Linked DNA regions of Mus musculus: all the other regions are linked to region 2. A link is a contact called in ENCODE Hi-C or POLR2A ChIA-PET data. All regions are on one chromosome and are shown on one strand. Each heading gives the region's core, a stretch centred on a gene start or an enhancer-like site at or near the end of the contact. The rest is flanking DNA. Distances are from core to core; before and after follow the strand shown.

What was found. A loop is a pair of places that touch in the nucleus more often than their neighbours do. ChIA-PET counts read pairs that join two places held with the same protein, here RNA polymerase II (POLR2A).
Region 1: POLR2A ChIA-PET joins it to region 2 with 14 read pairs in embryonic stem cell. The contact joins the promoter of Spint1 here to the promoter of Vps18 in region 2. A Hi-C loop is called at or near these places in 2 of 37 maps with a recorded cell type or tissue (T-helper 2 cell and regulatory T cell). POLR2A ChIA-PET finds 5 or more read pairs at or near these places in 4 of 5 experiments (Patski and embryonic stem cell).
Region 3: POLR2A ChIA-PET joins it to region 2 with 18 read pairs in embryonic stem cell. The contact joins the promoter of Dll4 here to the promoter of Vps18 in region 2. A Hi-C loop is called at or near these places in 4 of 37 maps with a recorded cell type or tissue (adrenal gland, heart, left cerebral cortex and 1 more). POLR2A ChIA-PET finds 5 or more read pairs at or near these places in 3 of 5 experiments (Patski and embryonic stem cell).

What each region holds. Positions count from the first base shown.
Region 1 is chr2:119,235,896-119,239,514 of GRCm38, forward strand. It overlaps Spint1 (serine protease inhibitor, Kunitz type 1), which reads left to right and starts at 1,465. Exons shown (of 11, transcript NM_016907.3): 1 at 1,465-1,577; 2 at 1,806-2,348. The coding sequence starts at 1,892.
Region 2 is chr2:119,287,040-119,290,568 of GRCm38, forward strand. It overlaps Vps18 (VPS18 CORVET/HOPS core subunit), which reads left to right and starts at 1,703. Exons shown (of 5, transcript NM_172269.3): 1 at 1,703-2,091; 2 at 3,114-3,255. The coding sequence starts at 2,001.
Region 3 is chr2:119,323,901-119,327,634 of GRCm38, forward strand. Dll4 (delta like canonical Notch ligand 4) reads left to right here and starts at 1,884. Exons shown (of 11, transcript NM_019454.3): 1 at 1,884-2,306; 2 at 2,415-2,687; 3 at 3,163-3,220. The coding sequence starts at 2,241. Gm14207 (predicted gene 14207) reads right to left here and starts at 2,297. Exons shown (of 4, transcript NR_030683.1): 1 at 2,081-2,297; 2 at 1,268-1,429; 3 at 945-1,076.

The sequences.
Region 1 (3,619 bases), core at 215-2,714, 51 kb before region 2:
GTTGCTTTGATTTTTTGAGACTGGGTTTTTCCATGTAACCCTGGCTGTACTGGACTCTGTAGACCAGGCAGGTCTTGAACTCAGGAGATCTGCCAGCCTCCCCAAGTGCTGTACCAACACCAGCGCCATCAGCAGTGCCATCACTAGGCCAAATGTTTTATAGTCTTAAAGATATATATATATTTATGATACGTGTATGTGTGTGTATGTGTGAATAAATACCACATTTGCACAGGTGTTTGAGGAGGCCAGAAGAGGGTTTCAGACCCCTTGGAGCTAGAGTTCAAGAGGCTGTGAGCCCTGAGATGTGGATGCTGGGAATTGAACTCTGGTCCTCCACAAGAGTAGCAATTGCTCTGAACTGTTGATCCGTCTCTCCTGGGGGGCTGGGGGGCATAAATAAGACAAATCTTGCCAGATATAGTGACTCATCTCTGTAATTGCAACACTAGGAAATGATGCAGAACCAGAGATGCTTTTCAAGGCCTTGTCTCAGAAATAAGTTAATTTGAAAGAAAACAGGAGTGTAGATGTCCTGTAGACATCTGGGATGTGAAGAAAGGACTGCGTGTTTTTCATTTAGGAAAAGCAATGAGCTTGGTATGAAGGTGTTCCCTGTTGCGTGGGAGATTAACTGAACCCTTCAGAGAGCTGGAGCCTCCAGGTGTCCAAACAGGGAATTTATGTGGAAGAGAGTGGTCAACTACTCACTGGGAGTTCCCCTTGGGATGGGAGAGTAAACCTGAGATTCAGGGAAGGGGACAATTTACCAACAAAAGATGAAGAGTTCAAAAGGAAATGTTTACAAGAATGAGGGAGAGGCGCAAACAAAAGGGAATGCACTCCTGTGGGTGAAACAGGGAAGCCAGGATACCAGGAATCACCTGTTGGTCCACTCTCGCAGAAGGAAGGGCTGTCCTGAGCTGCATCAGTGAAGCACGAATCCCAGGATCTGGTTTACACAAACGCAGCCTATCCAACTTTGGGGTTCTCTTCTTACTGGAAAACTGGAAATGATGTCCCAAGGGCAGGCCACAGACAGCGAAATCGTTTGCATAAGCTTTCCCCGACATTTCTCCTCCAACTCCTTCCCAAACGCCCCCAGCCAAGGGTAGGGAATGCCGGCTCTAACCGGAAAGGAAGGCCGGAGGCAACCGCACCTGCGCCACCTTGCAGGGGTGTCGCGGCCCAATGTGGGCTTAGGGACGCACTTCTGGTGTTCAGGGACCCAACGAGTGGCTGGACTCCGTGGAGCCAGGGTAGAGCCGCCTCCAGGGCACGCGGGCCTCACCCACGCCGCTGGGCGTTCGGAAACCACGGGCGCTGCGGCTGGGTCTGGGGTGGCTGAGCCGCCCGGCGGGTCCAGCCGGAAGTTCTGCTGGGCAGGACCGGTGGGAGTACAACCGGCGTGGGCGGGGCCGGCGGCGCAGGGGTTAATGCCAGTCCCGCCCCGCGCTCTGACTCAGTTTCACCAGAAACTAGAAAGGCCGGGAGGAGGCAGCCAATCTTCCGTGCAGCCAGAGCCGGGCGGAAGCCGGGCGGGATCGTCGGCGGTCCCACCCCGTTCACCTGCGCAGGTAGCTGGGGCGGACGGTAGGCGGACGCCCAGCGGGCTCCGGGCATGTTTGGCGGACGTCCGCTCTGTGTTGGGGTACGCGAGCTCCTGAGCGGTGCTCTGCCGGACGTCGGCGGTCCGGTCCGAGTGTGCGTGGGCGGATCGTCCTGCGTGCGCCTCCTTGTTCCCAGTGCCCCGCGCCCCTACCCGAGCTGATCAGGTGTGTCTCCTCTGCCTCCTCCCATCTCAGGTCACAAGCACCCTCGGAACCCGGAGGCTCGCACTGTGAAGGTGACCCCCGCCTCGGGGAGGAGGGCGACGGCCCCTGGGAGCACGATGGCGGGCCGCCGCCTGGCGCGGGCCAGCATCTCTGCGGTCGGCGTATGGCTCCTTTGCGCGCTTGGCCTCCAGGCCACCGAGGCCGAGCTGCCGTCCGCACCCGCTGAGCTTCCCGGGGGAGCCGCCTGCTTGAGCCGCTTTACCAGCGGGGTGCCGTCCTTTGTGCTGGACACCGAAGCCTCAGTCAGCAACGGGGCCACCTTCCTGGGTTCCCCGACGGCGCGCCGCGGCTGGGACTGCGTGCGCTCCTGCTGCACCACTCAGAACTGCAACCTGGCGCTGGTGGAGCTGCAGCCAGACGGCGGCGAGGACGCCATCTCTGCCTGCTTCCTCATGAACTGCCTGTACGAGCAGAACTTCGTGTGCAAGTTCGCTCCGAAGGAGGGCTTCATCAACTATCTTACTCAGGAGCTTTACCGCTCCTACCGCGAGCTGCGGACTCGAGGCTTTGGAGGTGAGGAAAGTTGCTGGCCAGAAGGGCTAGGCAGGTTAGGGAGGCTTGGCGAAGACAACAAAAAGGAGTTAGGGAGGAGAGCCCTTCCATCGACTCCCTTTGAAGTAGGCAGTATTTTGTAAACAAAGGGGATGGGAGATTGGGGAAGGATGGCATCTCAGGGCTCAGGTTCTGGCTCCTGAAGGGTGTTCAGAGTTGGGGGTTGAAGGCCTAGCCCAGGATGTGCCTATGAGAGAAGTGAAGTGACTTTCTAGGTTTCGCTACCTCTGTCTCTGATAGGCTAAGTCAGGGAACGTTGATGCGCCCAAGTGACTACTAGAAAGGCATCCTGGCCAAGTGTTGTCCTGGGCCGTTTGAGGCCTTGACAAAATGAGCCTGACCATGGTCTCCTCCGGTGGCTGCATAAGGTACAGGTTAGTGTCTCTGCCCTGGGAATAGATTGGCCTTTTGCAGGTGGGACCAATGATATAACCAGGCCTCCAGACAATACAGGACAAACTCAGGCAAAGGTTTTCCTGTGGGAGAGGGACTGTGCTGTGGGTCCAGTCTCCTAGACACTCTCTGGTGAGGGGTGAGGAGGGCCACTGGGGTGAGTCAACCTGCTGGTATGTGTATCTGGTAGGTGAGGGATGTCAGCTGGCCCAGCAGGTGTGTGTGCCTGTCCACGTGAGCCAAGCAGGGCTGGACCTGCTTAGGATATGGTAGGCCTGGCTGTCTGTTTACCTTGTCTCGATGATGGAGGCAAAATGGGGAATAAGTCTTTGGCCTGACTGGGCAGTGGCCTGTGAGCAGGACTGCAGCAGCCTACTGTCTCTGCCTGTTGGTGTTGACAGGTGGGGATTTGGGACAGGAGTGGGTCACAGTTATAACTAATGCTGGCTCTCTTAACATTTTACTCACTGTGCGTTCCCATCTGTCCCCAGTCTTCTGGAAGACGGTGCTACTTGTAGAGTAGTAGGAAACTGAGCCTCCTGTGTTAAATTATTTGCTGGTATAGTGGTGCACATCTTTCATCCCAGCATTTTAGAGGCAGAGGCAGGCAGATCTCAGAGTTCAAGGCCAGCCTGGTTTACAGAGTGAGTCTCAGGACAGCCAGGGCTACACAGAGAAACCCTGTTTCAAAAAGCAAACAAGCAGAAATAAAGAAAAGAAAAAAAAAATTGTTTACCCAGGACAACATCCCTTTAGGGTAAGCCTAGGCCTCACTTCAGGGGCCTACTCCACAAGTCCTACTGTTTGACATAGGACCACCTCCTTAGTAGAACAGGGTG
Region 2 (3,529 bases), core at 453-2,952:
GAGATTCTAACCCTCCTATTCCCACTTCCTGACTGCTGGGACCATAGTCACCATACCTAGTTCTGTGCTGTGCTGAGGGCCTCATCCTATGAAACTAAACAAACCCTCTTGTCTGCCAAGTAAGCTAGATCCATAGTCTCCAATTTCATTAAAATCTAAACCTTTTCAATTCAACAGCAAATCCAAGGCTGAGGATGGAGCCCACGATGTAGCACTCACACAGTATCTGTGAGGCGCTGGGTTTGATTCTTCGGGTCTGGATCTTAATTTAGTCAACAATCCGCTATTAAATACTAGTAATATTTAAACACAAACTCACCACTCAGTGATTTGTATAACATCCGACTGTCCGCACACCGTTAAGAGATTTTTTTTTTCTCATTTTATAAATGTAGAAACTGAGCCATGAGAGAGTTCGTTTATGCAAATGTCTAATAAACATTCACTAGTTAGTTATTGGTGACTGCCCTGGAGCAGGTTACAGGTAAAGCTGGGGTTCCCCAGTAAGTTCCCTAGCAGTGCCCTGAGCTCAGTCATGTGACCTCCACCCCCTCTCATTTGGCTCCTCCTCTGTTCCCACCAGCCAGGTCTCCAGCTGTCCCCACACTCTCCTTCATCTGCCTGCCATACCTAACCTGTCACTAGGTCTCTGGTGCCTTCCTCTGAGATGGTCTCCCACTTCCCAGCTCTCTCTCTCCCGGATGGATACATAAGGCCTGTCTTCTGCCTCAGGTCTCATGTCCTTTTCAAACACCTGCTTCCCAGTACCAACATCAGATCTTATCCCCAGTTATAGCCTCCAGTGGATCACACGATAGCTTCCACAGTCTGCCCAAGGCCAGCCCCGCTTCCTCTCCACCCCATTACACGGCTTATAGGGTTTCGCTCGTGACTTTCCTGAAGACTATATATAACCCCCTTTTCTTTTTCTGATACTAGGGCTTGATCCTAAGGCTTCCCACATGCTAGACAAGGACAGTCAACATCACTCAACGTATAGAGTGCCTGGAAGTAGCCTGCTTCAGTTTTCCCGGTGACCCTTGCCTCTCCCCCTACACTAAGGAGCTACTATGAGGCAGCTTACTTAACCTGGCCATTGCGTTGTCAATTTCTTTCTGTTTTGTTTTCTGGGGGTCTGTAGCCCAGTCCTTAGTAATCCTCCTGCCTCAGCCTTCCCACTGCTGGAGATTAAATTTTGTATGGTTTTCTTTTTGCGGTGTAAGGAAAAAAAAAAAAAATCCAGGTCTTATACCCGCTGGGCAAGGTGCTTATGCACCACTGAGCCACACTTGTGACCCATTCAGCTACTTCCTCTGGAAGCTAGGGGGCCCTGGGGTGAAAGAAGGGACACTCAGACTGTTCTGCCTGTGCCTGTGAAGGTGGACTGAGGCAGCAATTCGATTGAGGAACAGGAGGTAGTGTGACAGATGGAGGAGCACCGCCGGCCTTTCAGTGACAGTCTGAGGGAGTGAAGTCTGAGCTGCGGAAGCCTAGGATCCGCGCAAGCCTGTTACTGGACGCCGCTGGGAAATCCCGGGCTGCCTCCTAGCGCCAACATGAGGAACTGCAGCAGCAGGGTGGCCCGCAAGCGCTCCTCCCCCGCCGCGCCGAGTCTCCGACAACGCCTCCTTGTGGAGGCTCAGGTGCCCAGGACTCCAGTTAACACTCGCGGCTGAAAAACCCGGAAGCACGTCATAAGCACGCGTCACGGGGGCGGGAGTCAGCTGAGCTGCCTGGGCGAGGTTGTGATTACCTGGGATCTGCTAAGGGGAGCCTATAATCTCTTGGGACTGGAGCTGGGGTGCAAAGCTGCGCCATGGACTAGTTGGGGCTCCTCGATCGTCTCGTCCTTCACAGAGAAAGCGAAAAGGGCCCCAGAATTTTTAAAAGGTTCTCAGGATCTGTCAGACGCTGGGGAAGCACAACTTGCAAATCCAGGACGACCGGGGTCCCAGTTGTGACCCCCAGCCCCCAGATCAGAGATCCAGAACTTGATTGCCATGGCGTCCATCCTGGATGAGTACGAGGACTCATTGTCCCGCTCGGCCGTCTTGCAGACTGGTTGCCCTAGCGTGGGCATCCCCCATTCTGGTAAGTTAGAAGAGGCCGCCTCTGCCCCTTTCTGTTATGGTAGCATTTACGGGGGAGAGAAGCTCTAGAGCTTGCAGCGTGTGTTTAGGATCTAAGCCCCAGGCCTTTCTTGTCTTGCCCAGCTTGTCATTGGTCGAAGTTTGAAAGAGCCACAGGAACAGCCTCGTGATCTAGGCCTTAACTCAAAGGTCCTTCAAAAGAGGGAACTTGGGCTCAGATAAGGAAGTACTTGTTACTTTTGTCTATAGGCTGCAGTTGGGAGAACTGAATATAGGTTCCAGGCTTCTGTGTCTTGTTCTATGGATTTTTTTTAAAGCTTTTGGAGTCTGTGTATGTGTTCGTTCCCACCAGACTTCATCTTGAGGTAGCAGAGGAGGCAGAATGAGCACTGAACTTGGTGGAACGTGAATGTTATAAGTGAAGGAGGGTCGATCCAAAAGGGAATTTTGTTACTGAACAGGAACAATGGAGATGATTGTCCCGGGGTAAAGCTGGCTGCAGTTTAGAGTGTAGGAGAGCAGCGCAGGGTTACCCACACTATGATGATATTGCAGCGGACTATCGAGAAAGCAACTGTAGCCTATGAACTGGACTGATAGGACTGGGTTCCCAGAACTCTCTACATACAATGGAGACTCACTGAACCATACTGTGTGGACAGCAAGGAAGGGACTTTAGTTTCTCTTGGCCAAAGACCATAAGGGAGAATGCCAAAACCATCCTCCCTGTACTGTCTCCCCCCACCCCCGTTACCACTGGGAACGTGCATATCATGATACAACCTCATCTCAGGCACAGAGAACCAATCCCTTACTACTGTCACAAGTGTGGGAAGAGCCCAGGACCCTTCCAATAAAGACAACCAGAAAACTATTTCATGTTGAACTCTTTATGAACCAAGACCCTGTGGGTAGGAATATACTTGGGAAGCAGAAGTATCAGCTAACACTGGGGTTTCTCTGGGTTTCTGGGTGCCTCACCCCCCTCTGGACGCCTTTTTCTCTTGTCTTCCCCACCTATAGGGTATGTAAGTGCCCACCTGGAGAAGGAGGTGCCCATCTTCACCAAGCAGCGGGTTGACTTCACCCCCTCGGAGCGGATCACTAGCCTCGTGGTCTCCTGCAATCAGCTCTGCATGAGCCTGGGCAAGGATACACTGCTCCGGTAGTATCTTTGGAGACTTTTAGCTGACTAGGGTCTTTTTCCATACTTAGCAAATGACACAATAGCTTTTCAGGAGATGCACTATTCCTTCCCAAAGAGAACCAGTGTGGTGGCTGAAGATCAGAGAGAACTATGTTCAGATTCCACCCATGCTGTTGAACGAGTCAGCTAATCATTCTGGTCTTTCAACAGGGGGAAAGGTGCTCTCAGCCTCCCAGAGTTAGCCACACAGATCATTGGGACAGTCTGGAATCCTGAAGTATGTCCGCTATTT
Region 3 (3,734 bases), core at 634-3,133, 37 kb after region 2:
CCATTAGAGTCAGGTGGGGTTGCAAGCCCAGCTCCAAGGAGAGAGAGGGAGCACCCTCTGGCACTCCAGGCAGGTCTACGGTGCAAAGAGGATGCAGACAGAGAGGATTTGGAAGTCCACTTGCCAGGACCGCCGGGAGGTACGCCCCGAGCTCCCCGTCCCTCGGGCCTGGGACTCGGCTTGCCCATAACCTACATTAACTCGCTAGTGCAGCCTGGGCCCATCTGCCGGCCCCCGCCTCACCTCGGTTCCCCACGCCAACCCGCTCGCGCCAGATGGTGGCTGGGAGGGGTGGCCGTGCGTGGGGGACCCCGGAGCCTGTCGCCTCACCTCACCCCACCCCCCACCCCACGCTCACAACCTCATGTTTCTTACCCCCCCCCAATTCTCCATCACCACCACCCAAGTCAAAATATCAGACCATGTTCGTCATTGGCAGCTGTTGGGTTCCACTTCCCCCTACCACGGCCTCCCTGGGGCTGGAGCCGCGTCCCTGCTCCCCTCAACCCCCGCCCGCACTGATCTTATCGTCCGACCATAGCCAGCAATCACCACGCGGGAGGGCTGACAGCTGAAGCCACAGGGCCCCCACCGCTCTCACTGTAGGAGAGAGAGAGAGAGAGAGAGAGAGAGAGAGAGAGAGAGAGAGAGAGAGAGAGAGAGAGAGAGAGAGAGAGAGAGAGAGAGAGAGAGAGAGAGAGAGAAATCTAGCACCCCCCAAAACTGGGAGAAGCCAGCCCTCCCCGGTCTGCAGCCTCGGGGGAGCACGACGGGTTCTGGGAAAGCAGCTGCAGGGTTTGCGCTCGGAGGCCACCCGGGAGAGGCGCGCGTGTGACATGGGTGAAACCACCCGAAACTCAAACAACTCTATGCGCCTCCAGTTCCACCCTACATCCTGCCCTATGCAGAGAGATCTAGACCTGATCAGCCTCAAGCTCTCTCACCTTGCCTCTCAAGTGGCCCAAGGAAATTCTGGAATTAAGAAAGTTTCCTCCCTACTCCAGCGGAGCTAGGGGACGCGGGTGGGGGCCAGGATGAGGATATGGAGACCAAGCGCGACCCAGGTGAGATAGGCACTGAGGGAAAAGACTAGAACCTCATTACCATACAGCTGAGGACCCCCCCCCCACTTCGAGAACCACGCCCCCCACCTCTCTTTCGAACCTCTAGTCCTGGCTCTAGCACGAGCCAGGAGGGAGTGGGGGTGGGGGACAAAGAGAGAAGGCACGCGCTGGGCACGCCCTGCTGCTTGAGGTGACACGCCTACCAGGTGCAGAGAAGACCAGAGTCCTAGACGCTTGGCCCTTTGCCTTGCTTGGAATAGCCAGGGAAAGGTTAAGGCGTCGGATGGCTTCCCTGCGGTGCTGGGGACGCGTGGAGGGTGGGCACACATAGGCTGGAGGCCAGCGAGGCAGGAGCTACCTAAAGTCTGGAAAGGAAAGGGAGATCCAAATCCCCTGGTCCTGCTTTTTGCTTTCCTAGTTTAAGCTTTCCCCACCTGCTAGAGGACTGTAGGTATCTAATGCCTGGATCAGGTGCACCGCCTACGGGGACCCCTTAGAGTTTCCACCCCCTGGACCATTCGGGAACCACCTCACCTCCCGCCGCATCACTGGGCTACCCTCCTATCCTCTGGTGGCGAGGGTCTCAGCCTTTAAGCAGACGATCTCTAAGGACTGCTCGCCGGGCACGCGCAGAGCTGGAAGCCCAGAAGTTGGAAGAGGGGCGGGGACCTGCGCCCTACTGGCTGGCTGACAGGGGGAGCGGCGGGGGCGGAGGCCCCCTCCGGTGGGTGCTGGGACTGTAGCCACTAGAGGCCTGGAGGGGAGGGGAGAGTGACCGTGAGTCTGTCTGACTGACAGGCTGCGAAGAGCAGCCAATATATATAAGAAAGGCTCTGGAGCAAGCAGGTTTCAGTAGCGGCGCTGCTCGCAGGCTAGGAACCCGAGGCCAAGAGCTGCAGCCAAAGTCACTTGGGTGCAGTGTACTCCCTCACTAGCCCGCTCGAGACCCTAGGATTTGCTCCAGGACACGTACTTAGAGCAGCCACCGCCCAGTCGCCCTCACCTGGATTACCTACCGAGGCATCGAGCAGCGGAGTTTTTGAGAAGGCGACAAGGGAGCAGCGTCCCGAGGGGAATCAGCTTTTCAGGAACTCGGCTGGCAGACGGGACTTGCGGGAGAGCGACATCCCTAACAAGCAGATTCGGAGTCCCGGAGTGGAGAGGACACCCCAAGGGATGACGCCTGCGTCCCGGAGCGCCTGTCGCTGGGCGCTACTGCTGCTGGCGGTACTGTGGCCGCAGGTAATGTCTCACGTCCTCTCCGCCCCCTCCCGCAGCGCTCCGGGCTTGCGCCCCGGCCCCGGCTGAGCCTGACCGCTCTCCTCCCTCCTTCTCTCGGTCCCTGTGCAGCAGCGCGCTGCGGGCTCCGGCATCTTCCAGCTGCGGCTGCAGGAGTTCGTCAACCAGCGCGGTATGCTGGCCAATGGGCAGTCCTGCGAACCGGGCTGCCGGACTTTCTTCCGCATCTGCCTTAAGCACTTCCAGGCAACCTTCTCCGAGGGACCCTGCACCTTTGGCAATGTCTCCACGCCGGTATTGGGCACCAACTCCTTCGTCGTCAGGGACAAGAATAGCGGCAGTGGTCGCAACCCTCTGCAGTTGCCCTTCAATTTCACCTGGCCGGTAAGCACAACTTAAATGCACCGGGAGATAACCGAAGGGAAAGAAGGGAGCGCCGGGACACCAGAGCTCCTTTCCAAAGCGCTCTCTGGAGAGCCCCAAGGGCTCTTTCTCTTCTGCCCCCGCCCCCCTGTTCTCTCATAGGATCATCCCGGAGAGGCTTTGGTTAGTCTTTCCTCCCAGTTTCTTCCCTTTCCTTCTCCCCAATTCTTGGGATACGAATTTCATTACCAAACCCCCAACGCGGCGCCGCCCGCCCACCCCCCGGCTCTCACTTACACTCCCGCATCCCTCATCCCTCCCCTGCCTTCTCAGCTCGCGCGCAGCGCTGCGCGAACACCAGTTATGTTGAGCCGAGCTCCGTAACTATATCCTGCAATTAGATTAATTAAACAGGCTGCTGCGAGGCACCCCCTCCTTTCCCTCCCTGCTGATATCGCTATCTCTAATGTCCCCCACCCCCCCTTTTGCTTCCCAGGGAACCTTCTCACTCAACATCCAAGCTTGGCACACACCGGGAGACGACCTGCGGCCAGGTGAGTATCTAACTTCTCGGCCACAGGGGGGCGACATCACACAGCGCCGAAAGAGTTAACCAGTTATAGGCGGGGGTGGGGGTTGGGGACGCAGGCTTGGGGGGTGGGGGCCAGGACGCTTAGCTTGGCCGGAGCTGCGCCCCGCGCTGGACGCTCGGATTCCGCTCGCTGCCTGGACTCAGAGCACAATTGCGTTTCCTGCGGGTTATTTTTGGCGTGGGAACGCGGGGAGCACGGCGGTGAGAAAGGCCGAGGCTGCCAGCGCCGCTGACGGGCCTCTTCCTGTATTTTACACCTTTTGCGAATTCCGCTCCTTTGGAAAGGGAATAATGGCTTTGGGATGTTGTTCTGACACAGAGGAAAAGGATATTTCACCAGCACAACAATTCTCACTTTGAAAAGGAAAAAGAAAAACCATTACCTACGTCTAGAACAGAACCCCTTGCTCCCAGTTCTCGAACCAGAAAACTTCCCCCTTTAAATTTTTTCTTTTTTTCCATTTTGACCTCTTTTC